7 separate regions of the Mus musculus genome follow, and regions 1, 2, 3, 4, 5 and 6 are each linked to region 7. Evidence: chromatin loops called from intact Hi-C (ENCODE). Cell type or tissue: heart. All regions are shown on one strand.

The links. Peaks named below come from ENCODE experiments on the same cell type or tissue, not always from the same donor. Only the 100,000 strongest peaks of a DNase experiment are listed, where the experiment ranks them.
Region 1: a loop joins it to region 7, with 5 times the contacts of the local background. A loop is called at or near these places in 8 of 42 quality-filtered maps.
Region 2: it touches region 7 in a loop (2.5-fold over the local background); 6 of 42 quality-filtered maps call a loop at or near these places.
Region 3: it touches region 7 in a loop (5-fold over the local background); 9 of 42 quality-filtered maps call a loop at or near these places.
Region 4: it touches region 7 in a loop (11-fold over the local background); 27 of 42 quality-filtered maps call a loop at or near these places.
Region 5: a loop joins it to region 7, with 4 times the contacts of the local background. A loop is called at or near these places in 3 of 42 quality-filtered maps.
Region 6: a loop joins it to region 7, with 3 times the contacts of the local background. A loop is called at or near these places in 4 of 42 quality-filtered maps.

What each region holds. Positions count from the first base shown.
Region 1 is chr2:19,343,000-19,346,999 of GRCm38, forward strand. It overlaps 4930447M23Rik (RIKEN cDNA 4930447M23 gene), which reads left to right and starts at 1,318. Exons shown (of 4, transcript NR_126563.1): 1 at 1,318-2,120. In heart, a CTCF peak has its summit at 1,838 (motif pointing left); DNase peaks (open chromatin) are centred at 1,292 and 1,802; H3K4me3 peaks cover 571 bases; H3K27ac peaks cover 504 bases.
Region 2 is chr2:18,764,612-18,768,611 of GRCm38, forward strand. No RefSeq gene overlaps it. Among named protein-coding and RNA genes, the nearest start is that of Gm3363, 5.8 kb to the left of the region's middle. In heart, no CTCF peak of the experiment used is centred here; DNase peaks (open chromatin) are centred at 2,500 and 2,780; H3K4me3 peaks cover 2,080 bases; H3K27ac peaks cover 1,809 bases.
Region 3 is chr2:18,025,200-18,029,199 of GRCm38, forward strand. All of the region lies in intron 1 of Gm33085 (a long non-coding RNA gene), which reads right to left. A930004D18Rik (RIKEN cDNA A930004D18 gene) reads right to left here. Exons shown (of 2, transcript NR_028376.1): 2 at 1-3,039. It overlaps Gm17762 (predicted gene, 17762), which reads left to right and starts at 2,050. Exons shown (of 1, transcript NR_028378.1): 1 at 2,050-4,000. In heart, CTCF peaks have their summits at 1,133, 2,357 (motif pointing right) and 2,575; DNase peaks (open chromatin) are centred at 1,002, 1,502, 2,492 and 3,672; H3K4me3 peaks cover 3,661 bases; H3K27ac peaks cover 3,682 bases.
Region 4 is chr2:18,870,969-18,874,968 of GRCm38, forward strand. Pip4k2a (phosphatidylinositol-5-phosphate 4-kinase, type II, alpha) reads right to left here. Exons shown (of 10, transcript NM_008845.4): 5 at 1,316-1,462. Gm33534 (a long non-coding RNA gene) reads right to left here. Exons shown (of 2, transcript XR_374031.3): 1 at 3,882-4,000; 2 at 2,416-3,272. Among named protein-coding and RNA genes, the nearest start is that of Gm33534, 6.0 kb to the right of the region's middle. In heart, a CTCF peak has its summit at 1,993 (motif pointing right); a DNase peak (open chromatin) is centred at 1,993.
Region 5 is chr2:18,583,588-18,587,587 of GRCm38, forward strand. n-TNgtt9 (a tRNA gene) reads right to left here and starts at 3,530; the gene lies at 3,457-3,530. In heart, a CTCF peak has its summit at 2,115; DNase peaks (open chromatin) are centred at 3,544 and 3,964; H3K4me3 peaks cover 818 bases; H3K27ac peaks cover 367 bases; H3K27me3 peaks cover 897 bases.
Region 6 is chr2:18,674,524-18,678,523 of GRCm38, forward strand. Commd3 (COMM domain containing 3) reads left to right here. Exons shown (of 8, transcript NM_147778.4): 5 at 133-193; 6 at 286-342; 7 at 427-486; 8 at 1,344-1,708. The coding sequence ends at 1,403. It overlaps Bmi1 (Bmi1 polycomb ring finger oncogene), which reads left to right and starts at 2,495. Exons shown (of 10, transcript NM_007552.4): 1 at 2,495-2,946. In heart, a CTCF peak has its summit at 2,038; DNase peaks (open chromatin) are centred at 2,228, 2,608 and 3,438; H3K4me3 peaks cover 2,832 bases; H3K27ac peaks cover 2,303 bases.
Region 7 is chr2:19,274,572-19,278,571 of GRCm38, forward strand. All of the region lies in intron 10 of Armc3 (armadillo repeat containing 3), which reads left to right. Among named protein-coding and RNA genes, the nearest start is that of 4930447M23Rik, 68 kb to the right of the region's middle. In heart, CTCF peaks have their summits at 247 (motif pointing left) and 1,900 (motif pointing left); a DNase peak (open chromatin) is centred at 1,830; H3K4me3 peaks cover 916 bases; H3K27ac peaks cover 650 bases.

The DNA.
Region 1 (4,000 bases), 68 kb after region 7:
AGGGCAAGGAGACAAGAGTCCCTGGAACTTTCTTGGTCAGTTGGTCAAGCCAATCTATATGCACTAGGTTCAGTGAGAGACCATGTTTCAAACTACAAGGTGAAGAGTGAGGGACAAAGATACTGATGTAGGTCTCTGTACACACACACACCACCAGCCCATTCACCTGCTCACCCATCTGCTCACCCACATACATACACACACACTTATGGGACACACTTTGCTGTCACACTTTGCTGTCAAGTAGAAAACATAGCCTTCATCTCAAAGAGAAGAGATAGTTTATTTTGGAGACAAATATGAGTAACCATGGCCTGGGAACACCGATTTAGGTTACTTTAGATTCCATGTTGCAATATGACAGCAGATTCATGAAGTTTTTTTATAGTAACACAACAAAAGAAAGTCATAACTCAAGACATTTTTCATGAATTAGGTACTTACCGAAAAGTGGGACATTTCTGCTATAGGCTTCAAATGCTATAGGTTTCAAATGGTATCTGCTGAGCCTCATGGCTTCTGAATCAGTGGAAGCCAGAGACCTGATAGCACATTCTAAAATGATTTACCTAATAGTTACAGGATGTTTTCAGAACAGGCAAAAAAATTGACTATTTAGGGCACCAAAGTAGTCCAAGATAATTTGCCTCAGGGCTTAAAACACTCCAATCACAGTAGTCTGTTGTAACTAATTAATCATTTCTGTAAAAAAGGTCAATGGAGATTGTAGGTTTTTTTCTGAGAAACTTGGTTAAAACACACACACACTATACAGGGGTCCTAATGTCAAGATATTTAAGAACTCCATTCATGGATGACAAAGAGGTATTTGGAAATAGATTCTTAAATTTGGGCTCACTGGACAGACATGAATTTTAGTCAAGCTACAGGCTCTGCAGTTGCAAGATCTGGGCTCAGAAGTCAGCCTTTGCTGCTTGCGAAGTGTCTTTGGGTGAGTCACTTCACCTCTGTGACAGAGATAATTCCAGTTCCTTCCCCATGCCACTTGAATGTTAGAGGTTACATCTCTACCCCAAATACAGGAAGAGCTTGCAAAATATTACCCATTCTTGTTGGACTGACATATTTTTAAATGGAAAACAAAAACCAACCACTTACTTCCTTTTCCATTATCTCAAAGTTTTACATAATCAGTAATAAAATGTGATCGTGAAGCAGCTGGGAGTCATTACTACCAGGCCCACCTTCTCTTGCCTCATGGCCTGCTGACGTCAAAATGAGGCCTTGTTTGCCAGGAGGATGGATGTTCATGGTCAAGGCAAGTTGTGACTTTAAAGTGACAACAAAGAAAGGGTAAGTTTGCAGGCTGGCAAACAGGCTGGGAAAGCCCTTGAGAGACTCAGACAGCTCACGCCATACTTCAGACTTCATAGACCTGGGAGACATCCAGCTTTCTCCCCCAGAGAAGCCGCAGCCTGGTCCCTTCCCCTGCCACACCATCTGGTCCACAGAAACACCAGACTTCCGTGTCTCTCGGCCCTATAAAAAGCGACATTCCTTTTCCTGTCTCCTCTCCACCCGTCCCTCCCACCCACCCGGCTCTCCTCTCTCCTTGCCTTTGGTCTTCCTGTCTTATCCCTTCTCTCCTGCCAATCACTCCCTTTCTTCTCAACACTCCTCCTACATCTCCCCTCTGTGCACTTGCAGTGCTATTCTTTATCTAACCATGAAAACATCCTCGAAGGGCTTCTAGAACATTCGTATGTCTGGAGGAGTTAGAGTCCTCCAGCGCTGGGGTTGGCAATTCTGCCTCCTTAGCGTCCAGGATAGACGAAGCATTTATTCCGAGGCTTTGTGCGCCCTCTTGTGGTTTCTCCGTCATGCCAACTCCCGCAGACAATGGCTGCTTTGTCCAGAAGAGATGATGATTTAGATGACAACCTGGCTTAAACCTCAGAAACCTTCAATCTCTCCTTCTTCAAACAGTTTTTATTAGAAGGATGGCTGTGAAAAATGAAGCCCTTATGCACAAAGCCACCGCGTTTCACTGCGATGTTCACCTGGCCTATGAAGATCTCCGGACACAAAACCAGGCAACAAAATCAGGATGCAACAAGATGGAGGGGCAAAGCACAGAAGCGGAGTGGGCCCTGCCGTAGGTGAGGGTTGCCATCCTCTTACACCTGCCGCTTCATGCTTGAGCTCAGGTTAGAACACTTGTGAGATGATTTCTCTATTCTAAATCTGACAGTAATCCCTCGCGGGGGGGGGGGGCGGGGGGGGGAAGATGCACCTGGCCAGACTGCTAGGCTGGCTCAGAAGGTCCCAGAATGACTATAGGCAGTTTTTGGCTCCTATGATTGCTGGACATCTCTCCCCATCCCTTTCTCCTCCCCTTCTCCCTCCCCTCTCTCTCCCTTTCCTTTCCTCCCTCTCCTCCTCTTCCTCTTCGTCCTGCTCCCCACTCATCTCTCCCTCTTTTTCTGATCTTCTTCAACAGGATCCCACTATACAGCCCAGGCTGGCCTCAAACTCACAATCCTGCCACCCCCTTCGATTAGTGAGAATGCAAGCCTGTGCCACAGTGGCCTGTCTGTTCCAGCTGAGACCTGTTCTGTACAGTCAGCTCAGAGTGCAAACACACGCTTTAACTCATGACTTCCAAAGTCAGGTTGCCATGACCTAGAACTCTGGAAAACAGCATCATGACATCACAAAAACGAGTGCTGGCTGGGGGAAAGCAGTATGTCCTGGTATCAAGAGCTTACGCAGTCCTGCAAGGGCAGGTTATACAGATGGGAGCATTGCATGAGCTAGTGGAACACCTCCATCCATAACTGCCTGCTTGTGAGAGACCGGGGGGAGGGGGGGGGGAGATCCCACCTGGGTTTCAGGCTCAACATCAGGGTAAGGCAGGAATAGTAGTTTCACAAGTACAGGATTGAGGGTCAGAATGCCAGGTCATAAAGATATGACTACTTTGTTCTGGCAGGTTCATGTAGGCAGTAGGTATGCCTTGGTCTTCTTTGATCCATACTGATTCTTAAATTGCTCAAATCTGAGGACCTTAGGTTTCCCAGTGACAGCAGAAGGACTAAAGGGAACTTTGGCATGTCCCCAGAAAGGGCACTTTTCCATGTCTGTCCAGAAAGAAATGGAGCCAATGTGGAGAAGTCAGTGGAGACTGCTCCAGGCATGGGGTAGGGCCAGATCAAGTGATCAGGGGCTGCAGCATCCGGGGATCAAAAGTTTTCTTGGAAATTGTGTGACTTACTAACAGAAGAGAGTACGAGGCCAGAGAGAAGCCTAGCAGGCTGGGTAAAGAAAAGGTTGTCATTGAGGCAAGAGCCCTGAAAGACCAATCAAGGGTGTGACACCAACATTTAGTTTGTAATTGCACATCTGGCTTCAAGACTCCTGTCACAGTTTTATAGGGATCACTGGGAAACACGGACATGAGCATGCACTGAAAACAGAGCTGGGGGAGGGTGGGGCACAGGGTGTCCAGGGTCTGGCAGAGCACATGGAAGCAAACGGTAGGCTGGATGTCTGAGCACTGAGATGCTAATATCTGGAGCATCAAACCTGGGGTTAAGAAGCAAGGTGACCTACAATGTCTGCTTGTTTGTCTCTGATGTGCCTTACCATTATGGTGGCAATGAGTCTTGGAGAGAGCCCTGACTGGGCATCTCTCTGGGAAATTGGCCACCAACTGCCCAGTTTATTAATTATATAATTGTAATTCATCAAACAATTGCTGAGATCATTTACTAAGGCCAATGGGGTATGTTTTCCCCAGAACAGCAAGCTACCGAAAGAGAATAGAGACCCTTCCAAGTATGTACTTGTGTGGCAGAGCATTGCTTAGCGTGTGCAAGGCTGTAGCTCCCTGCCCATGTACCATACACATCCTGTATCAAAAGCACAGAGCCACATGACTAGTCCGCAGCACTGCAAGCAAACAAAGAATCTTAAAAGTTATAAAATTGTAAAATTTACCAGTTTGCTAGATATTTGCCAAACACATATTGTATAGAAG
Region 2 (4,000 bases), 510 kb before region 7:
CTTTCTTTGAAAATGTACACATTATCTGTACAGCCTCGCTTCATTTTTTGTCATAATTAAATTCAGATGGGATGGCTTTCAAGTGCAAATATTAAAAATTGTAAACACAATAAGAGAAAAAGTTTTCATTGCAAACACCAATTCACTAGCTACAGATGTAGATGAAAGCAGATTATGTATTTTAAGTGGCTTTCAAGGCTAGAATTTTAAGCAGTAAACTGCAATAGAAAAGCAAGTTTGCAGGTATGTGATCTTTACCAAGGCCTGCAGCAGAAATCATTACATTCATGTGTTTGCAGATTATGTAACAGGTTTTAAGTGGCCAAGAGAGGGAGGATTTTGTGGTTAGAAAAGTGGAAATGTTCTATTTAACATCTGACCCTACTGAGTCCCATCTCGAATTACTGTTGATCAAATTACAGATGATTGGCAAGCCAGGTGGGAGGCAGAATGTGTCTGATGAATCTTCAATAAACATGTTGCCACAAACCTGTGCAATTATTATTAAAATCATGAACCTAATGCTCTTATATTTAAAATAGTGTCAAGAAAAATTGTTTTGCAAAGCACTGTGAGCTAGAGGTTGCGGTAAAAGGCTCATAATTTATCTTCTCCTAGTGATTTTAGAACAAGCAAAACAGCTTTGTGAAGATGCACTAAAACATATAATTAGAGATCCAGATTAACAGTTTTATAAGCATAATTGAAAGTATTTTTGTTTTACACAAACATGCATCTCAACTTTTCATACTTCCAAATGTTGAAAGCATGTAAGAGCCTATGATCTAGGAATTAGCTTGTATGAGGAAACACCAATTGAAACCAAATAAATAGAAGCCCAAACTTTTATCTCTCTCCCAAGCCCAAATATTTGGCAATGATTCTCAACCGATTGCCTTCTAAACTAGCACTTTAATGAGACAGTAATCCAGAGCCAAAACAGAGAGAGAAAAAAAAAAGTTTGTCATGGTTGTGAAATCTTTAGGAAAGTATACGTAACACCCAAACACTGCCAAAGAAAAGCTAACCTTGAGGGCAATTTTAAGTGTTAAGATTTGATGAGAAGATGGAATCCCAGGGCATCAAGAGCAAGGAGAAACAGAAAGGAAAACAGATACAAAGTAGCACGTTAGTGAACACTTGTGAGAAAGTACTGCTGACTGTTCCTAAACAGAAAGGAAAACAAATACAAAGTAGCACGTTAGTGAACACTTATGAGAAAGTACAGCTGACTGTTCCTAAACAGAAAGGAAAACAGATACAAAGTAGCACGTTAGTGAACACGTATGAGAAAGTGTAGCTGACTGTTCGTTCTGCAGCTTTCAGGCAAAGCTCAAGCCTTGGGAGTGTCCGTGGTAGAGACTGATATGCCGGGTAGTGTTTGTTTTCTGCCTCTGTGAAGGTTTGTCTCATACTGTTCTAACTCACCTTGCGCTGGGACCTTGGGCAGATAGAGGCAGAACATTCCACCATCAGGGCCCCTATAAGGAAGCAGGGTTGAATCTTTACCCTCATTTGTTGGGGGTTATCTGTCAGGGAGGGAACAGGAGTGGAACCCTCCGCAGAAAGGCCAGCCCTGGACACCACGAAGCAGAGGTGGTGGTGAGGTTGGTGGGGCTAAGTAAATCTGGAGAAGTACATCAATTGCTCTGGGTGTTCTTTAGGCAACAACATTGCCATATTGTTCTTTAGGATATTTTCTTTCTATTGTTGGAGTGAATCTACTCTTAGAGGACTTAGTTCTGAGAAGGATGCTTTTAAGGCTCATGTAAATTTCCTAAGCAGTAAATATTTTTTTCCTATCAGCTTGTCTCTCAGTCACCTACCCCCTAGCAGCAGCTTCTCCCCCAAAACAGACACCCTACTTCGGCCAACTTTTGAGGACATTATTTTACTTACAGTTTGAGCAGAATAAACTTTATATACCTTTAGATTACACTTCTGTGAATTGTGGCAACTGTGATGTAATCACCACTGCTTTTGAGCTATAAAGTTATTGTCCAGCCTGCAGTGTACTACTTTCGTTTTCTGGCCAGGCAAAGGCTTTGTTTACAGCTTTTAAACATGGACTCTAGTTGGTCGTGATCTTTTCTGCGATTTTCCTCATGTTATGTTTTCAGATCCTTGTGAGTTGTTACCTGTATTAACACTGAGTTAATGCTAGGTTCCTTCTTGAGGGTGTGATGTGCTTTTAGACAGTGTTACCTGCATTATCCTCATTACTCCTCACCATCCTGACCAGAACAGCACTCCACTGACCAGAACAGACACTGGTAAAACCTGCTCCCTGGAAGTGGGCGCAATCACCCTCGGATGCAATCCAGGCCCAGAACGTCCCCGAAGCTGGAGCTGGGCGGCCGCTGGGCCACTGGAGTGCGCAGATGACGGATCCTCAGGCTCACAGAAGGTAGAATCCTGGCCAGAAAATAACCCGAACTCGGTCTAAGGCAGCGGTTCCGGGAGCAGCATGCTTATAAGAGCAAGGACAAACCGCACTACACCCGGCGTTTCCCTCCGCGCGCGGACGGCTCTACTTCCCGGCTGGGCGCTTGGCTCGGGGATCGTGGGGCTCGTAAGCTCTCCGTGGGCGCCTTTCCCGATGTCGTCGCTGGGCTTCCCGGGAGCAGGGGTGGCCGCGCTGCCGCCGCGCGCTGCACAGAGCTGACCTTGTTCTGCGCGGTGTCTGCTTGAATGGCGTCGGGAGTTGGGGTCGGGACGCGTGGGCCCAAGGCGCCCCGGCCTGCCATCCCCTCGGGCCCCGCAGCGGACTTTCGTTTTGTGCTGAGCGCCAGGGCATTGTTCCCCTACTCATGGACTCACCGGGTGGCTTTGTCTGTCGGCCTTCCTGGGGCGGAAGGAGGGCAAAGGCTGGGGCGTGGATTTGGATTGTGCACCACCTTCTCCTTTAGCTTTGAGCCACTGGCCGTTGTCCCCTTTAGGGTTTTGATCTTTGGGTTTTATTGTTTTCTTGTGCTCAAAATTGCGTACAGAAGCTAGTTTTCTGGCTCTTTGCACCATCATCTTGTGTTAGGAGAAAGGAAAGAAAGGAAGGAAGGAGGGAAGGAAGGAAGGGAAGGAAAGGAGGGAGGGAGGGAAGGAAGAAAGAAAGAAAAGAAAAGAAAAGAAAAGAAAAGAAAAGAAAAGGAGGAAAAGAAAGGAAAGGAAAGGAAAGGAAAAAGAAGAGAGGAGAGGAGGGGAGAGGAGGAGAGGGGAGGGGAGGGGAGAGGAGGGGAGGGGAGGGGAGGGGAGGGGAGAGGAGGAGAGGGGATGGGGAGAAGGAGAGGAGAGGAGGAGAGGGGAGGGGGAGAGGAGAGGAGAGGAGGAGAAGAGGAGAGGAGAGGAGAGGAGAGGAGAGGAGAGGAGAGGAGAGGAGAGGAGAGGAGAGGAGAGGAGAGGAGAGGAGAGGAGAAGAGAAGAGAAGAGAAGAGAAGAGAAGAGAAGAGAAGAGAAGAGAAGAGAAGAGAAGAGAAGAGAAGAGAAGAGAAGAGAAGAGAAGAGAAAAAAGAATATGAGGCCTCCTCGGGATGGTGTGCAACCCTTGGCAGAAGCAATGTGACCTCGGGGCCTAGGGGAGGGAATTGACCTGTGTTAGAATTAGGGTTAGGGGTCCTATGATTTAAGACTATCCAAAGCAAACGTGGGAAGAAACTGAAGTCTAAGAAGTCATCATCTATTTGTTCATACAACCTGTCAGGAATGAGAAAACAAATAAGTAATAGCAAATAAATAATACCAGCAAGGCGGAATGTGAGCTCAAGGCTGGCTTTAGAACTACTTTTCGCCAATTACCTCCCACAGTCATGACATTTTAAACCTTTTGCATACAGTTTATGTATTTGCTTATTGGTTTCTCTCCTTCCTGTAAACCTACTAAAAAAAAAAAAAACAAAACAACAACAACAACAACAAAAAAACACAGGAGTTCACTTTTTTTCCCTGGAGCCTAGTATGTTATTTGGCAATATATACAGCATTGCAGATATTTACTGAATCAGCAAGT
Region 3 (4,000 bases), 1.2 Mb before region 7:
CAGGTGATCTTTAATAAAGTGCATACAAGCAAAAACAAGGTAGGTCTCCAACTTGAGTGAAAACAAACACAGGCCTAGAAGACAAATCAGTACTGGTCTGTGCCGGCTCGCTCACGTGTGAGAAAGCAAACACGTGGGAGAGAAGGTGGGGTCACAAACGCTGAAGTTATCTCATTTAATTTTTTTTTTTATTTCTTGTCCCAGAAATAGACCCCAGGGCTATAAAGTTCTATACACATTGTCTGTTGATGAAGTTTTGACCCCAATTTTGCTCTACATCAAAATTAGTTGAGCTTCTCACAGAGACTGAGAAAGACTTCATTCAATCCAGCAACCTTTCAAAATGAATTAATGAGCAGTACCTCTCAATTGTACAAACATTTTACAAGACTTTCTGCTCCTCCAACACCTTGGAGTTTTAAAGTGTTCTATGTTTCAAAAACCAAAAAGAAGTAAAAAAGCTGCCTCCATCCGTCCTGCCTCCTACCCCCACCCCCAACACTATTTCAACGAGTAAGTTATCTTAGTTTTACTTTTTAAATAAAGGCTTTCTTTTGTCTGCCTTCCCTTTCTATCGCCACTAGCACATATTTGGGTGGTGGGAGAGAGTTCTTAAATAGGACCCTTACGCGAGGAACATAGGAATAAGGGAACCACTATTCTGGAACTTGCCCACTTGACCCTCAGCGTTCCCCATCCGACCCCTTCCTGCTCTCTTCCTTCCTCTGGCTGTTCTTCCAGGAGCCTGAGCACCTCAGGTCCGCACGCAGTAAACTGAGTTTTGTTAGAGGCTTCGGTAGGTTTCCCCATGGAAAGCTTTGAGTGTTTCTTCTGGTTCGCTTGTGTGTAGAAGCTCGGTCGGGGCAACCCAATCCCCTATCCTTTCGGTAGATCCACCGACCGAGCAGGCGCTCTCTCAAGGAATGCCGACACTCAAATGATGCACGCTGGCGTTCATTCACAGCGAAAAAACAGTGGATGGGGCTTGCCTGAAGCACGTGGCCTCCGGTGATTCGTAGTAGAGAGGAGGCACGCGGGTGAGAAGCCAGGGAAGAAGTTGGCAGGCAGGGATACAGCATGTGCCTGAATCCCCGCCGGGCTCCCTGCTTGCCCAAGTCTCCCCCTGCAATCCAAAGCGCAGATCAATTTCCCTCTTTACCAGTAGGACAGCTTTTTCGTTGAAAAGTGGGGGGAGGAGGGGCACGACAAGGAAAAAAGAAAAGGAAGTGTGCTCGCATGTTAACTTGGTTTTCCCCCCTCCATGTGCTTCCAAATTAAAAAGTGGCCTCTTAGGCGACAAGCCTGCGGTTTTCACAGTGTAAAACGGATTAGTGGGCAAGCTCCTGCCCTTCTCGACTTTCGCTTGCGGTTTGCAACCCCCATGGCGGGTCTGACCCGGAGGCACCTGCCCAAGCGAGCTTTGCCCGCAGCTGCCTAGCGTGTGGACTCCGCTTCTCAGGCGCTAACACCTACCCCAGGGACCATCGGCCATCCACCCGCGGGGCGGTTCCCAGGCCCAGTGCCCAGGGGGAGGGGAGTTCCCACGGTGTGAATTATCCGCACACTCAATGCCAGCAGCCGGCCTTCAAGCCCTGTGCGTTCCAGTCCCGGCTCTCCTCCGCCGCTCCCGGGTCATGGGTGTGCCATAGTCCAGGGACAGTCTGCAGCCCCATGCTCCCAGGCGCCAACCGAGAGGGAATAGACTGAGACCTCGCGGAACTCTACTTGCTCATTCATAGGGTTTCCTCCAAGAAGCTGAAGTTCGTGGAGGACACTTTCAAGAGTTTTCATGTTTATCAGTCGGTTCAAGAAAGAAAGAAGAAAAAAGAAGTATAGGATAACACCGAGCAGAGGTCGCTGAAGATGCGAGACGTAGATCCCACACAGGCTGGACGCGTGGTCCAGTCCTATAGTACGTGCACCTGTCCACGAATTTGCTGGGAGTGAGAAGATTCCGAGATTGGCCAATCTCATCCCATGCTCACAGTCACTTACGTATAATAAAGAAAAGTAAAAGTTTGCTTTCCAGTTATAGAAAGGCCTTGAAGCAAGATTTAGGCATCCTCTTACACTGCTGGGAAATATCAGTGTGACTTGTCGATCCATAGTGGGACATCCAAAGAAGAGGTTCTGCAGATGGTGAGGCCAAGGGTCCAGAAAATAACATCAGTGAGGGACAGACTCCGGGATTCTGGTCCGTCAGGCCCGTTTCGCTTGGGGGACCCTTGCGCACGAGGGTGAGGCGAGAACTACCAACCTCCACCCACATTCACTAGCGTGATAGATTATCAGGCAGTTCCACCTTAAGAGTCCCGGAGCGCCCGGCTGCGGAGATCCCTGGCACCTGCAGGGGGCGCTGGTGCCTCGCGGTTCCTCCCGCGCCAGGGCACAGCAGGCTCTGCAGCTTCCAGGCCTTAGTCCCCGGAGGGGGTGGGGACCCTAGGGAAGGAAGGGCGCGGGTGCGGCCGCTAGGTAAGGAACCCGAGCCCTCCAGGATTGAAAAACAGCCTCAACGAGGCGCTAGCACCATGGAGCTTTCCGTCATTCGGGCCAGAGAGGAAGTGCAAGCAGGCGCCCTTCCCTGCCCCCACCGCCTGCCTTCCTGCGTCCCTCCACCTCCGCTCTCCGACCCCGGCCGTGCTTCCCAGACCCTTTGTTCTCCAGGTTGGGAGCAGCTGGATGGGTTCCCCGGGGAGGAGGTGTCCCCGCTGCACGTGGAGGGGAAAGGATTGTCCCCAGGCTTCCGACCCTCAGTTCTCGCCTTTAGAGTCCCCTGAGCCCCACCGCCCTCTACTTGGGCAGCTCCGTGCGGGCTTTCCCGCCTCTCTTTCCACGTCGCGGCCTCCCGGGTCTCCAGGAAGAGGAAGGGTAAAGACTGACGCCAGGGGCTAGAGAGACCACGTCTACTTCCAGGCGCTGAGAAACTCCTGGGACTCGTTTGGGCCTGAACCCACACGCCCGCCGCAGGTCGCAGAGGACATCCTCGGACCTTGGGCGCATGGTCCCGGCACAGCCTCTCTTCGTGAGGACCCCAGAGCCCTAGAAGGGAGAATGGGACATTGTATGTCGCGCCCAGGAGTCTGATTGCAAACGAACGCCCTCTCCACCCCACCCTAGGCGGCACCACCCGCGTCGCCCCTCTGCTGCGCGTGACCCCAAGGGCTTGGGCGATTGTGTCTCCCTGAGTACAGTTACAATTGTGTTCGGCTTAATTTCTTACTTGTTTGAAGGCGTCGCGGAGTAAAGCGAGGGGAGCAGGATGTGGGGTGGGGGAGGGGAGCTAGAGCGCGAAACTGCGGGGGAGGGGAGGGCAATTGCACAGTGAAGGGTCCCGTGTCCGAGGTGACCAGGCAGCACTGCTTATCCAGGCCCAGAATCTGGGCCCAGGAGCCGTAGCCCGGCGGAGCTCTCCCCAGCCTCCGCCCTGTGCACCAATCTCCGCAGACTGCAGTCCTCATTCCTCGCACTCCAGCACGTTTGCTCTCGGCCGGGTTGGGGGAGGGTTCCGTACCAGCAGGGTGTCACCAAGTAGGTGCAGCGGCTGGAGTAGCTGCTCGGCCTGTGGATGTAGGCTCCAGGCTTACGGGAGCCCCCCTCCCGCCTCTTGGCTTGACCCAGGTCCTCACTGGCTGGTCTAAAGGCGCGCTAGCTCTTCTCTCCGCAGCGGGTTCCGGGGGACACACCCCGTCCCCACCCCTGAGAGCTGGCGGCCAGCTCGGTATGCCAGGCGGCCAGACGGGCGCCCTGCCAAATTCCGCGTTCCTCTCCAGGAGACGGGGAATTGCGTCCCAGGCTCGGGAAAGCCGGTAGTTCGGGCTTGGGACTGGCTTGCAAAGCCTCCCCCCCGCACCCCCAAGGCGCCAGGGACGCCTCTGCAGGTTGGATTCCTGCTCCGTATCACTTCAATTTTAATTAATCTTTTAAAACACCGCTGTCACGTCGCTTGCAGAAAATTAATCAAACTTGAATCCTTGTTGCATAGCAAGAATTTCGATCCAAG
Region 4 (4,000 bases), 400 kb before region 7:
CAAGTACTCTTAACTGCAGAGCCATCTCTCCAGCCCTGCTTCTATTTCTAATACTGTAGATATCTAGACATAACCAACAGAAGGCAAAGCTTTTTAGGGTGCTCTTTTGTGCATGTGAATGAATCCTAAGATTAAACAAAACAAAACAACCAACCAACCAACCAACCAACCAAACAAACAAACAAACAAAAAACCAAAATCCTTAGAACTGAGTACCACAGATCAGGGGAAGATGAACTTTTTCAGGGTCAGAGAGTAAATATCTTAGCCTCATGGTCCATACAGTATCTCTGGTCACTGCTCACGGTGCCCCGTACAGTGTGAGAGCATAGATAACACAGAAACCATGCACGTGATGACACAGCAACAGAACTTTATAAAGATGCAACCCCTCTTGGTCTTGGCATACATACACTGTCAGAGTTGGCTGTCTAAAAGTCAGGTCATGTCACTGAATTCAGAATTCTCCAGTGGTCTCATTTTAAATTGTTGGTATGTCTGATCTCAGGCTTTTCCCTTTGTCATTTCTCTTGAGATGGGACCAATGCCACCCTTCCAGATGCACCTTACCTAACATCCTAGCTGGAAATGTATGCCTTGGTAGGCCTGGTGGTACAGGCCTGTGGTCCCAGGCACTAGGCAAGCTGAGGCAAGGTGTTAACACTCAAGGTCTGTGTTGGCTTCTGGATGAGTTCAATGCTAGCCTGGGCTAACCTTGTCTCAAAATAAGAGGAAAACTGGCTGAGATTGTGGCTTAGTAGTAGAGTGCTTGTTTACTGTTAATAAAAACTAGTGTGACGTTCCCCCCGTTCATTTCCATCCACAGCGCTCATTATTTATCAATAATAATCAATAATAATGATAGTAATCATCCCTACTTAAAGATCTGTTCGGTTTTCTTTTATCATCGTATGTGTGTGTTTTATGCACGTGAAGTAGAGGACAGGAGGCCAACTTCTGGGAACCAATTCTTTCCTTCTAGCCTGGATTCTGAAGAGTGACCTTGGGCTATGAGGCTTAGGGGGCAAGTGCCCCCAGTTTACCTGCTGGGCCACCTTGCTGTCCCTGGTCTGTTTAACTCATAAACTATCCCCAGCACTTAGCTACTACATGGCATGTGGTACTACATGGCATGTGGCTGACATGCTTGTAATAACATGGGCTGCTTAATCCTACGTGCTGGCAACTGCCTGCTAGATTCAAGCTCTTGAAGCACCCTGACCATTTTGTTCACATGATAACATAAACAATATGGGCGAGTAGGCTTGTGCAAATGAACGTGAAACTTATTGAAAATTATCAAAGTCAACCTCACCTTTAAGTCGTATTTCCTATATACAGATAGCCGGTGGCTGAACACATTCCTTGTAACAATCACATATATTTCCACTCCATCGACATTAAGCCGGTACATTCCCAAGAACTGAGGAAGAAGTGTGACCCCATGACATTCCACTATATACTGTATAGGAGAGAGAGAAAGGAAAAGTAGCTGTCAAAACGTGGTGTATCGTTTATATAAAGTAGAAATGTCCAATTCTTGAGGTTTTATTTTCGGAAAACATTTAAGCTGCTTTATGCTGCTCACCTATCAGATCTGTGTTCTCTCTCTATATATAAATCTGAACATTTAATCTTACCACTAAAGATATTCTTTTCCTAGTAGCCCAACTAATCTGTAATGTCAAAATTGAACACAGTGGCTCAAGGCAAGAAAGGAAACCCCTTTGAAGTGAAGGACTGTCCACCTCTGTCCTCCTCCCCCTCCCCTGAGAATGATTCACCACTAGATCAAGACCTTTGAGGGTAGTGAGGCAGAGGGTGAAGAAGAGGATGCTGGGAGTCTGGTGCTGGAAGCTTGGGTGTTCTGCTTTCCATCTTGATTTCAGTGGGTATGAAGGGGCCCTGAGTTAACGACAAGTCAGCTTTCTTTGACTAGGTGCTAGGTGCCATCAAGTCCCAGGGTTGCAAAAACACAGCATGACTTGGGTCATACGCCAATGAGCCACAAGAGGGAGCTACTTCCTCTTGGAAGTAGCCATTGATAAACTACCACAGGGACCTTTAAAATGGGTGTGTGTGTGTGAGTGTGTGTGTGTGTCTAAATGAGCCTTTTGTGTGTGTGTGTCTAAATGAGCCCATGACACAGATTAAACCTCCAGCATAGTACCAACACCCCAAATCCAATGTTGTAAACACCCTACCCATTTGCCTGCACCAGATGCCTGGAAGGATGACTACCAATGTTTTAAGGGTTGTATTTTGGATTATTCTGGGGAGTGTGCCTGTGTGCATGTGCATGTGTATTGCATACATGTACCTCAGTGCTGAGGTTACAGGTACACGCTCCCATGCTTGGCTTTTTACATGGGCATCGGGGATTCAAACTTGATCTTTACAAAACAAGTCACAGAGTCATCTCTTTAACCCCTATTTTGAGTCTTTAAAAAGGGTTACACTGTTTGATTTAAACAACAACAACAACAACAACAACAACACTTTAACAAAAACATTCTAATTGGATTTTTTAGTGATAAACATTATTAGTAATCAACTCTAGGAATATTTAATTAGCGAAAGAAGAAAAAAGTTCTCAATCTTGCTCATTGGAGCTACACAGCATCTGTCACTGCAGCTGGTTTTAGTTCTGCAGTCCTGACAGATGTCCAAGATGCTTCAGATTTCCCCTGCCTTACAGGTAACAGCTGAGATGTATATTTGAGCTCAGTCTATTTTTTTTTTTCCCACGGAGTTTCTCCTCAGCTTGTTACTTGAAATCAGATGAGTGGAGCTTAATTTCAAACCAATAAATGGACTTGAGGTTTGCTAATGCACAACAGGTGGTTAATAGTTCTCGGTTGAAAAGGAAATTTCCCACAGCAATTGAAGGGATTAAAAAGTGTGTTGTTTGCCAGTAGTAGAAGGTGGATGAGCAGTCTTAGTTTCATCTTCCAGAAACTGAGTACCCAAACAGCTGTGAGGATGGCAAGTTAGAGGATGTCAAAAGACCCCACACCAGTCTGTACTGAACACTTATCAATGACGTGATGTTAGCTGTCACTCAAGACCTAGGTAGGAAACTGGAACATCACACCGATCTCTCCCTTGCTTGGAACGTCTAACAGTCAAGTCTGCTCTGCGGCTCACTCTACGGCAAGCATCATCTTGCATACCTGGATTTTTCCCTTGAGGCCGGTACTGGCTGATCAACTCCTCCACTCACATTCTTATCCTTGATAAAGCACATGACCTTTCAGCCAAAGGGTCCATCCCTAGTACCACAAACAACAAGGAATGCCAAGATGGAGATCTGTACACAGCCACAGACAGCCTGGCTCACCGTGGTACCACCCATAGTGACCAATGCTAAGGAGCAGTACTCGGGGAACTGACAAGCTTCAGTTTTGGAAATATGCCCACACAGGTTATACACTACAATTTCCTTGCCTCCAGAGTAGATAGTGGGGCACAAACAATCAACTCGGATGCATTTTGTTCACGAGTGTCAGCTGTACTTACTTTTCCCATGGGGCTCTTTGATGAACACAGATGAAATGAACTTCCAACTCCCGAGTGTATAAACAAACGAGCCCACAAATTATATCAAAGCCTGTCTTTTACCGTATCAGCGTTGCCAAACTGCATTTGATACTATTAGTCTAGAAAGACCTAAGGACCAGGAGTTCTGAAGGAGAGAACATTCTACCCACTGGCTGGAGTTCTGGATGGGGATCTGAGAGAGCGCCATAGCTGCGCAGTGCGGGTGCTGAAGCAAGGGCACTGCTGCCTGTTCTCAACTTGCCAGGTTCCTGTCTGGCTTCTTCCTCCATTGTGTGCCTACACATATGGCTCAGAGCCTCAACAAAAGTCATTCTTCTCACCTTCCCACTCCACACGATATGTAGGCACCTCATCTCCCCCATTCATTCTCTGCAGCCCAGAAGCTTATCATTCCAGCCAACAGTCATCTTTCCAGGTTTAGTCACATAGGATTCTCTAC
Region 5 (4,000 bases), 690 kb before region 7:
TGGACTTCTTCTGGACTTTGCCTGGTTTTTCATTGAGAAAAGAGCAGGGTTGTTTATGGGTACAGGGAACGACAGCTGTGAACAATGAAATTAAGGATGCTGTCTATCACCGAGACATTGCCCATGATCCTCTGATAAATCTAGGTTGCATTAGTGTCTACATTAGTCAGGGTTTTCTAGAGCCATGGAAATGGTAGAATAAATATATATAAAGGCAGTTTACTAGAAGGGCTTACAGGCTGTGGTCCACCTAGTCTAACAATGGCTGTCTCCCAGTGGAAAGTCCAAGAATCCAGTAGTCCAGTCCGTGAGGTTAGATGTCTCAGCACATGTTGAAATCTCAAAGAAGTAGGCTGTAATGTCAGTGAAGGAATGAACTTGCCAGTAAGGGCAAGCCTGCAAATCGTGTGCCCATGATATAGCCTGCCACAAGGAACTGTGGCCCAGACCCAAGGTGGATCTTCCCACCTCAGAAGATCTGGATTTAAGATGGGTCTTTTCACTTCAAATGATTTAATTAAGAAAATCCCTCATGGGAGTACTCACGTTTTAAAATTAATTTAGTGATGCATTTTATGTATGTGGATGTTTTGTCTGCATGTATGCCCACCAGAGTAGAGCATTAGATGTCATGTGAGTACAGTTAGACATGGTTGTGAGTTGCCACGCATATGCTAGGAATTGCTCTGGAAGAACAGTCAGTTCTTAACTGATGAGCCCCAAACTTGGGTTGAGTTAACTCCAGCTTGTAATCAAGTTGACAACCAAGAATGGTCAACACGGGTCCCCAATGAAGGAGCTAGAGAAAGTACCCAAGGAGCTGAAGGGGTTTGCAGCCCCCTATGAGGAACAGCAATATGAACTAACCAGTAACTCCAGAGCTCCCTGGGACTAAACCACCAACCAAAGAGTACACACAGAGGGACTCATGGCTCTAGCTGCATATGTAGCAGAGGATGGCCTAGTCGGCAATCAATGGAGGGAGAGGCCCTTGGTCCTGTGAAGGTTCTATGCCTCAGTACAGGGGAATGCCAGGGCCAGGAAGCAGGAGTGGGTGGGTTGGCAGGGAGGCAGGGGGAGGGGAGGGGATTTTTTTGAGGGGAAACTAGGAAAGGGGATAACATTTGAATTGTAAATAAAGAAAATATCTAATAAAAAAATCTAAAAAAAAAAAAAAGAATGGTCAACACAGTGCTGACTCCGAGGGCCCCTTCATCTATAAACACACACACACACACACACAAAGGTTTGCAAAAACAATTCATCCGTAAACATGTCTGCCGTTTTTCCAGAATGTTTCTTGTGTTTCCCATCTGTATGCAATGGTCCCAAGAAAGGCGGTGTGCTCAGCCCTCACCCACACAATTCGATCATCTACTTCTGTTAGAGGGGAACTTTGTTCTCAAAGTTCAGGTCCCCCCCCCCCCTCTTTATTTCCTGGCCTCAAAACCACCCCCGCAACAAGACGAGGATCCTTAGAAACTTCGGATCAAACTGAAAACTACCGCTTACGAGAGGTGACCCAGAGCACATCTCACAAAACCGTCTGGATGAGAGTTTATGTGGGTGATTCCCGAACACCAGCCTTGGGGACAGAGTCCCTGAACGCCAGGATTCATGGCCTGACTCTAGCCCTTTGGCTTTTCCTGCGTATTTTGCCTGGCCTGTTCCAATCTTCAGTCTTGCCCCCTTCCGATTAAATGCCAACAAGCTGCTCCTGAACCTAGAGACCCCAGTTCATGTGAAGATTCCACATCCCCACACGAATTTCATTTTGAATCAAATCGAGCAATACGGCGAACACATAACACATAATCTAATAATGTCCTATTACATTCTACAAAGTTTCTAAACTCCCTGCATGACATGGGGAGCAAGATATTAATGAAACTTCATGTAAAAAAAATTAAAATATCTATTTTGGTTTTACATTAAGTAATCAAGTCACGACTTTGGAGGTGGGCAGTGTGACAGTGGAACATGCATGGGCTTTGTGCCTGAGCTGAGTTCAAAGCTAACAGTGACATCAGGCACGAGGCTCTGCTGTACTGAGCTCTTCTCTGCAGCCTCAGTGACACTGACCGAGGACTGATTGCGACAATGCCTGGCAAGTAGGTGGCACTCAACAGCCACCAGACTTTGCTAATGCTACCGTTTGGGCATGCCCCTGGCAGTCATGCCTTGGAAACTTAAGCGCTATGGGAACTTGAGTCTTATGGGAATATTTGGAGATGGAACCCTTGGGAGGTAATGAGAACCACAAGTCAGGAGGGTGACTTCCCTTCCCCCTCCCAGGAGGACACTGGTGGCTTTGTAAGCCAAAGAAGAGAGATCTGAGCGGTCCAGCTTGCCCTCCCTTAGCATGCGATGCTTCTTGCATTTCTGCAGAGTTCCCACTAGAATACCCCTGACAGGCTGTAGCCCTGTCTGCCTATCCTTCACAAGTGTAAGCTAATCTTTATTTTTTGTAAATTACACAGCCTAGAGAATTTAGTTGCAGCATCATAAACTGATAAGAATAAACATACAGGGTCTGGAGAGATGACTCAGCAGTTAAGAGCACCGGCTGTTCTTCCGGAAGACCTGGGTTCAATTCCCTGCACCCACAAGACAGTTCACCACTGTCTGCAACTCTAGTTCTAAGATAGCTGGCACACTCACAATGACATATATGCAGGCAAAGCACCAATCCACATAGAATAAATTGTCTTTTAAAAGTATAAATTAATATTGCATACTTATACACATACGCAAAAAGAATTAGTATGTAAACCCAGAACAAATAGAGAATATGTATGTATGCGCATGTATATGCAGAAATAAAAATTTAAAGAATGAATCTCCCAATTAAAATATTGTTAATCCTACTCAAAGTTACTGGTTCCTTTTTCTTCCTTGTTTTAAATAGACAGGTGACCTCAAACTCTTGGGTTAGGGTTATTCCATTGCTTCAGCTTCTCAAGAAACCTGTGCTGTAGACAAGTACCTACTGATAGCTGATACACCAATCTTTACTTTTTTCTTAAAACTGGCTTTAGATTCCTATAATCTGTACTCAAGACTGAATTATTATGATGTAACTATGGTTATTTTCCTAAAGTATCTATTGGGGGGGGGCACTTTGTGCACTCGTAATGTGTGAGCAAAATATGAAAGTAACTTTCCCTTTAATTTTTCTTGCTTTAAGTTCTTTCGTTTTTTTTAGAAATTTAGTTATGAGACCGTATAATAGGTTTTCTTTTCAGGTTTATTCCATTTTCTATAAATATCTAAGACTTTAGAGCGGAAAAACCAAAAGGGCTGAAGCTGGGCTTCATTGTAACAAATTTGATTTCTGAAAGATAGCTTAGAATAGATGCGGAACGTTAGACTTCAGTTTGTTTGAATTTGACAGTGGAAGTATACAGGGTAGAAAAAGCCGCAGACAAGCTTTGTTTAAAAGAGAAAAAGGAAAGGCGTCCCTGGGTGGGCTCGAACCACCAACCTTTCGGTTAACAGCCGAACGCGCTAACCGATTGCGCCACAGAGACTTTGGCGCTCCTAGCTGCTCCAGGCAAGGCTCTTATGAAGAATAATAAAGGTTCTGTGACACATTTTTTTCCTACTGCCTGACTCCTATTTGAAGCAGAAATGTTACTAAAGGTTCTTAATCCTTTCGAGTTCCCCCTCTACTTCTGAAGCATATTGGAAAATTATGCCTCAAGATGGAGGAGAATTACAGGTCACTGCGTGGATTAAAACACTGTGGCTCTCCCCTCCTCCCAACCCCAGCTTGGAAGGTTCTGTTGCAGTAAGATGACAGCTTCTAATTAATTACCTTTTGTAAGGACTTGTAATGGTCAGCTTGCAGGCTGAGTTTTCCTTTGTTTCTGTTTTTGCGGTTTTCCCGCTGACCTTACGTTACTTACTAAGCCTCTTCGAGGCCGTCTGACTGTATGCGTGCCTTTTGCTTTTTAGATTCAGGTTTTACTAAAACACGTATTCAAACCCTGTTTGCGTT
Region 6 (4,000 bases), 600 kb before region 7:
TTGAACTTGAAGATGAGGTTCAACAGTCTTTAAGTTCAGAGTGGAATGAAACGAGTTAAGAAGAGAAAGACACCATTGAGAAAATCCTGAAAGTTTTTCTGTAGATACTACAAAATTATCATTGTCTTTCAGTATAGGCAGATCTCTCCCTCATATAACTGATGTTTCTTGGCGCTTGGAGTACCAGATAAAGGTAAAGATAACAAGCTTTTCTGTAGAGGGAGTTAGAGGAACTTTTTTTTTAAAAAGGTTAGAGTTAAAGACTGATGTTTTGTGTTGTTTTAGACCAACCAACTTCATAAGATGTACCGACCTGGATATTTGGTGACCTTAAATGTAGAGGTATGTATAGATCCTTGTCTAAAAATTATGTGTAATAAAAATTTTCATTTCCTTTATATAAACAAACATTTTTTTCTTCCATAGAACAATGATTCCCAATCCTACCCAGAGATTAATTTTAGTTGCAACATGGAACAGTTACAGGTACAGTATTAGGACCTTTAAATGTTTCTTTCAGTGGGCATTTGAGAACTGTTATGGAGACTTTATAATATTCCCAGCATCAGGTAATGAAGGTTGGTTTAGGTTTTAATGGCAAAGAGAGAATGGAAAGCAGAAATTTAACATAGATTTCACTTTTAAAAGTAACATAGTAACATCCCCAGTAGCCTGCATTTACTGGTGCCCCTAATTGAAAAATAACTTTAAAGTTTGAGTTCAGCACACTTTCTTTCATTCCATCATGCATCTGACTCATAAAACTGAGCAAAAGTAAGAGATTGGAGAATGCCTTTCACAAATTAAACTTCCAAAGTTTTAAGCAGGAGTTTTAAATTACCCTATAAAGGGAAAGTTCACACAAGTTCTTAAAACTGTTAATATTTTCAGTGTAAAACTGAAGAAATTAAAGTCTTCGTTGATTGATGGATATGCTAACGAATTTCTTACCAATTAAATAAAATGAAGATCATTCCTGAAAATTTGAATGAAATTAAATGTTCCAAAGACATCTGTAGTCACTTTAGAGTAAATATTAGCGAAACTTTAAACAGAAAATGTGTGTGAATCATAACCTTCCTTAGAGAAGTTGAGAGATAATTTAGATATTCTCAGCCTGCAAAAATTCTGTTAGAAATTCCCTTTTAACTAGAACTTGAATACCTGATTGGAGGACCAGATCCAGCAGAAGAAGCGCTTCTTTTCCAAAGGGCTTTGCGAGCTGTTGAGCTCCCGTGGACTCCTTAGGTGTTCTTCCTTCCGACTGTGTTCTTGCAGCTGCTTCAGAGTTGCTGCTTCCTCACTTGTATGCCCAAGTTGTGACATGATTGTACATCTTTTAGGACTTGGTGGGGAAACTTAAGGATGCTTCAAAAAGCCTGGAAAGAGCAACTCAGTTGTAATTTGGGGAGGCTGATGACCCCAGGAGCCTAGAGGAAAACCAGACGCGCCTTGTCTCCTGCTGGACCATCGTTCGCGCGAGCTGGATGTCATTTTCAGTGGAAAAAGAGCTAGCACCCTTTTGAAGTGATGCCAACCATCAATTTTGACACTTTTTTTACACATGTGAAATGGTTAAGAGGGAGACTCTTAAGCATCTGGATTTTCAGTATTACTCTTGCGTTCCTTCTATCTTGAGCGTCTTCAAGCCCTATTAAAGTATCGTACCCTGAATAAATACGGTGGTATTCCCACAAGAAGGGCGGCATTCTGTTTGGAGTTTGTGTGTGACTTTGACGACTGAGTGTGCCAAGCACATCTGCCCTGCGTGGGCTCGGACGCCTGCCTTGCCCCAGGTTAAGTGTTTCGGGAAAGGTGTGCGGCCGGGCCGTGCTCGCTGCCCGGCCCGCCCGTTACCTGCGCCCGGCCCGCCCGACCCCGCGAGCGGAGCCAGCCCGGCCGCTGCCCGCGCGCGCCTCTTCCCGGCCGCCAGCGGGCGGGGCGGCCGCTGTTGTTTCCGCGGGCCCGATCCGGCGCAGGTTCGGCAGGGCCGAGCCGGGGCAGCGGCCGGGCGCCCCCGGCGGCGGGCCCCGCGGACGTGTGCGCCAGAAGCAGGAGACATGGTGGGGGGCGGGGCGGCGTGCGGGGCCGAGCGGGCCGCGCCGGGAGAGCGGCGTGTGGCGCTGTGGAGAAATGCCTCCGTCGCGGCCCCGGCGCGCTGCGCGGGGAGGGGAGGGGGCTGGGCGCGCGGCTCGCGGCGCGCTGCGAGGGGAGGGGGCGGCCACGGGCCCGACTACACCGACACTAATTCCCAGGCCGCCCTTAAGGAATGAGGGGAGCACGTGACCCGGCGGGGGGCGGGGGAGGGGGCGGGCGGACTCCGAGCCATTTTGGAGCCGGTGTCAGTTTCCACTCTGCCTTCAGCCGTGCATTTTTTTCCACCCTCCCCTCCCCCTCCTGGTCCTCCCTCCCCTCCCCCGCCACCCGGCCCGCAAGCACACTCGGCGCCCCCCGCCCGCCCGCCAGCCCGCCTCCCCCACGCGAGTCTGAAATCATAATCGTAGTATTAAAGGCAGAGATCGGGAGAGACAATGGGGAGGTTGGCGAGGGAGCCCCGCGCAGGCTTAGCAACACCTCCCGGCCCCGCAGAATAATACGGCTCGGCCCCTCTGCGCGCCCTCCCCCGAGCGCGGCCGGGAGGCGGCGGCTGCGCCGAGGAGGAGGAGAGGCCCCGAGGAGGCGGCGGCGGAGGCCGCGCGGAGGCGGAGGAGGCCGCGCGGGAGGAGGAGGCCGCAGCGCGCGAGCAGGAGGCCGGCGGGGGAGCGGCATGAGCGGAGCGCGGCGGCCGTGGCTGCTCTCGGCCGCGCTCGGTGCCCATTGACAGCGGCGGCGGCGGCTCGCTCCAAGATGGCCGCTTGGCTCGCATTCATTTTATGCTGAACGACTTTTAACTTTCATTGTCTTTTCCGCCCGCTCAGATCGCCTCGCGCCGGCCGCTCTTTCCGGGTACGTAGGAGGCGAGGCGCCGACGGGCCGTGGCCGGGGACTGGTGGGGGTCGGGGCGGCGTGGAGGGGGGGGGGCGGAGGCGCTGACAGCGTGGGCAACCGGCCCGCGCCCCGCGCCCGCGCCCGCGCGCCCGCCGCCTCCCGCGGCGCCGGACGCCCCGCAGCCCGCACCAGCGCCGCCTGACCGCGCTCCAGCCGCTCCGGCCGCCGCCCGCGCCCGGCCGCGCCGCGCCGCCCCACGTTTTAGTTCCCCGCTCCCCCGAGCGCCCCTCGGCACCCTCGCGCCGCACATGGTCCCCGAGAGCGGCACTTGTGTCTCCAGCCTGCGCGGCTCCCGCGGCCGCTGCGCCCTTTGTTGAGAGGTAGACTTTGCTGAAACGGGGACGGGATCCCGAGATCGGGCGCTGCCTGGGTCCAGTGGCTTCCCTCCTCTCCCGAAGAAAGGGCTCTGGAGGTCTTTGAACCTCCAGGGAACGCCCCCATTTTATAGGGATGGGTACTGTGGGGAACAGCGATCCCGACGAGGTGGGTGTTAGGCTGGGGGGAGCCCCGACAAAAATGTTATTAACTTAAGTTGGAGGGACACTTGTGTGAAATTGGATGGCTGGTAAGATGGCGGTTCCCAGTTGTTTCCAAGGTCTTGTGCATTTGTGTTGGAAAGGGTAAAGTTTTCAAGGTGGTATTTGTTGGGAGTCGAGGACAGGGGTTCCATACGTACTTGGGGCGAGCTCTCAAGGAGGTGGGCATTTAAAATTTGAGCTTTGTTTTGGAGTGAAGCCGGTGACTGTACGTTAGCCTTGCTGAGCGCCCTTTCTCTCTCCACTCTCACCCCTCCTTTTTTCTTCTTTTCTCTCGAAGACACTACAACTTTCCCCTTTGCTGTGGGATGAGCTGAGACTTAGGTCCATTGCATTTTATAGATTTTGCTAAATGTCAGAATAGGTCATGAAGTAAGGGGATGGATGCTTCGGAGAAGGAGCACTAACGCGTTGATTGCTTATGTTTACGTAGTCATTTGGACTTGACAGCGCTGGAGCATGATCGTTTCCCCAGA
Region 7 (4,000 bases):
TATAATGCTTTTTGGAAAGGAGAAGCCATTTAATTTGTGAATGTAGGAAATATCTCCAGTTGAATTTCATGTTTTATTTACTGTGTACTTTTCTGCCCAATTAATCATTCCAAATTCTTAAATAATTTATACAAGTATGGAGCAAATGATTTGCGGTTGACATCCTTCTGAGTAGTCGATCCTACATGCAATGAGAGTATTTTAAACAGTTTATAACATCACTGCCATCTGTTGGATCTGACCAGAATTAGATTCAAAGTTGCCCCCAAAATGGAAAGAATTCAGTAATCCTTTGCACTAATAACTAAATTTACTCACTGAAAAACCAGACAAGATTTGAAGATGAATATAGATGCAGACCAGGCTTTTTTAAAAGGATCTCTTTTAAAGATACAATTTTAGTAAATACCAATGAATAAATATTGAAAACAACAACTATAATCATTTTATACTTACAAAAAAGTGGAAACTTGTAACTAAGGTTAAACTCTTCACAAACAACTGTGTTCAACTATATGGACCCTGATTCTTCATAGCCATCTTACCTTAGCTCCATGAAGATAGCTTTAAAGACCCTAGAGTTTTAAAGACCCCCTTCTCCCCATTTTCCTGTGGAATTTGCAGTTCTTTTGTATAGCTTCTCAACTCCCACAAAAGTAGCAACCCAAGAAAGTTCTGAATTGTAGCATATATAACTGGCCACTTAAAAATACATCGATTAATTGTTGGGCTACCTTAAGCCTTCGAAATAGCAGAGACAAGTCTCCAGGGACTTCTCTACTTTTGTGTGACCTGCGGCCAGGAGCACAAACACTGATGATGATTAAGGGGCTCTGTGCAGAGACAGAGAGCCTTACACGGATGTGCCTGAGTGCTTTGTTAACTTTTGACTCTCTTTGACTCTATATCTCTGTCAATATGAATGACTGACTGATCATTTAGTAGTATTGGTATTAAAATTTCTCTAGAAACAAAGAAAATTTCTCCCCTTTAAATAAAGCTGAAGGAAGACAGATACTATCACTTTAACGTCTACAAAATTTATTTGTTGATTATCATGTCTAAGAAAACCATATATAATATGTGGGGGAAAATTTAAATACATCCTCAGGATAGATTTTTATATACTATTGAAAGAGTATATAGCATGCCTTGAGAAAAACCAGGACTCAGGTCCTGTCACATAGCCAGGAATGGTCTGAGCTGAAGTGGGTATTATCTATGCCAGTGCAGAAAGTGTGTGTGTGTGTGTGTGTGTGTGTGTGTGTGTGTGTGTGTGTGTGTGTTCATGCTTTAAAAAAATCACCACCCGAATAAATAAAGCTGGGCGTGGGGCTGGTAACATAATATGCTGTGTTTATTTATTTTACCACTTCGTTGTATACCTTTTAACTTGTAGATGTGGGGCTGATGATCTGTAGAGTCGCCATATTTTCTTGTAGAATGCTGGCTGTAACAGAGTGAGTGATGACCACTTATTTTGAAGACAGGAACACAACAACACACATCTGTTAAAAGTGGCCAAACGCCAATTCTTCCCTTCTCCCCGTCATATCTTGCAGGAAGGGACGCCACACACCCTCCGAGATGGCTGCGGTTGTTTACTACAGTCCTTTAAGGAAAAATTACCACTCTGTCTAGACCCAGGGCTCCCTAGCACTCAGATTCACTTAGGATAAGTAATCTCGGGTCTCAAAACCCTTAAAGAAACATTGCACTGAGAAACGACCCACGAAAGACGCAAACTCAGCACATAGGCTTGATGTATGGGTCGGACCTAAAGCCTAAGCCACGCAGTTATTGTCTTTGTCGCGTCGGGTTTTTCTTAAGAAAATGGTTTTCTGAGCGATTTCCCTTCACCCACAGCGGCAAGAACCGCGTCTTCATACTGCCCCCTAGTGGCGCCTCAGGAGAGAGTTGGGGGAGGGGCAAAAATGGACCGAGCGCTCTGTGTTTTAATGAAACACACACTAATTTAATTTGAAACACTCTGGTGAGCCTAAAATAATATTTTTGGAACATTATTAAAAGATTGTGATCTGGAAAGCATTTTACTGTGATAGTATTCTACTGCTAAATACACGGTTAGCAGATGTTTGTGTCTGTCTTTGTCCCTTTTTGAGGTGCAGTCGTTTCAAAATGTTTTGACACCTCTTATTTTTTTTTCCTCCACCAGTGACTGAATATTTGCTTCGCTGTGTTATCACAGGGACAAACGCAGCACGTTTGAGCAATAGATGCATCCCATGGCAATAGAAAAGATTATTTAATTTTTGTTTAAATTCATTGTAAAATTTTAGAAGCTTGGAAGTCTCCCAATAAAAGTGAGAGGCAACATAACATTGCTGCCTTAGGAAGGCTGCTTTTGTTTAAAGGATCGTCATTTTAAAAAAACAAAAACAAAAAACTAAGGATAATAATTTCAAAGCGCTTGGGACTTTAAAAGTCCTTTGAGAGCCTTGGAGATTGGACAGTGGGTAATGGCCCTTGTCACTAAGCCTGAGTTCGAGTCTCAAGTCCTACCCACACAGTGGAAAGATCTGACTGTCAGAGGTTGCCCTCTGAGCTGCACACAGAAGCCGTGGTGCGCACACACATTTGCAATGGACAAAGTGATAAAAGTGCTTTGTATTACAATGACAAAAGAAAAGAGTCCTCATTGTATCCTTATGAGGATACCTCATTCCTTCCATCCAAATTTACTGAGTGGCCGTTTGTTATATCCACCCATAGTGCCTCTCTTCCTGTTTGCGTAGAAGAATCGTGTCCTGTCTTTGCTTTTATTGGGCTGGGGGTGGGGTGGGGTGAGGTGGGGTGGAGTGGGAGTCATACTGAAGTTAAAAAGCACTCAGAATGAAAACCTGAGTTTTCAATAAAACCACCTGATTCCCCATCCCTACTCTGTGTCAGCTGATGCTTGCCAGACCTCGACAAACACTTTGAATTTGATTAACTACCAGTTTTCTGAGGCTCGGTGAATCTCATAAAATGTTCAATTAGAAAATTATCTGTGCTGCCTTTATTACCTACAGAGCGGGGCTGATATTTGCATAACATTTTAAAGTTGCTAGTACTGTCTGCTTCCCGGCATTACTGATTTTCACAGGAAATTATCAAACCGATTGGATATCCTCACATTATTTCTCTTTTAATTTGAAGCCTGTTTAAACCTATACATTACTTTGTATCCACCCTTGACTTTTCATATTATTATTAATCATCCCCTACATCTTTTTCCTTCACTTGGGAATAGGCCCTTATTGCTCATTATTTGTAGCTACACGGAAAGGCTCAGATCCGATCTCTGAAGAAGCTGCCTCCACTCTGACCCTGCAAGTTTATATCAGCTGTTTGGCTGGAAGGTGGTCTGAAAAGGATGATTTCCCACACACATACGAATGGCGGAATACGGTCATATTTCCCCGTGGTAGATTCTGCCGTTGCTGGTAGCTGGCAGTTATGGGTAAACACTTAGCTAAGTACCCCAGTAGAGTGTAGCTTCAGATCCTACAGCAGTCTTCCGTGTGGAGAAATGTCCTTGTCATTGTTGTGTGCATTTGTTCCTTTACACGTGAGCAAGTAGATGCATGTTACTTCCCCAGGTTACCAGAGGTAGGCAGGACACTGAGGCACCTTGGGACAACAGCCCGTCCTATGTCCCTGTATCTCTGTGCAGCCCGTATCAGAGATACTAAGAGTATCTCTGAGAGTTAGTTACTTCTCTCCACCCTGGCCACTCACCCTCCCACTTACCAGTTGCTCAGCAAGTGCGGGAGGCTCTTGCTCTCTCCAAAGAAGTTAATCTGTGTCTTTAATCCCAGACTCCTCTCTCTCTCTCTCTCTCTCTCTCTCTCTCTCTCTCTCTCTCTCTCTCATCTCTCCTTTCCTCCAATCTTCTCAGCCTCTCCTCATTTTTCATTTCTTGAACAACAAAAAAGCAAGCGGAAAAAAAAAAAAAAAAGCAAGCTAAGCAAACAGACTCTATGTTTGCTCTCCTTGG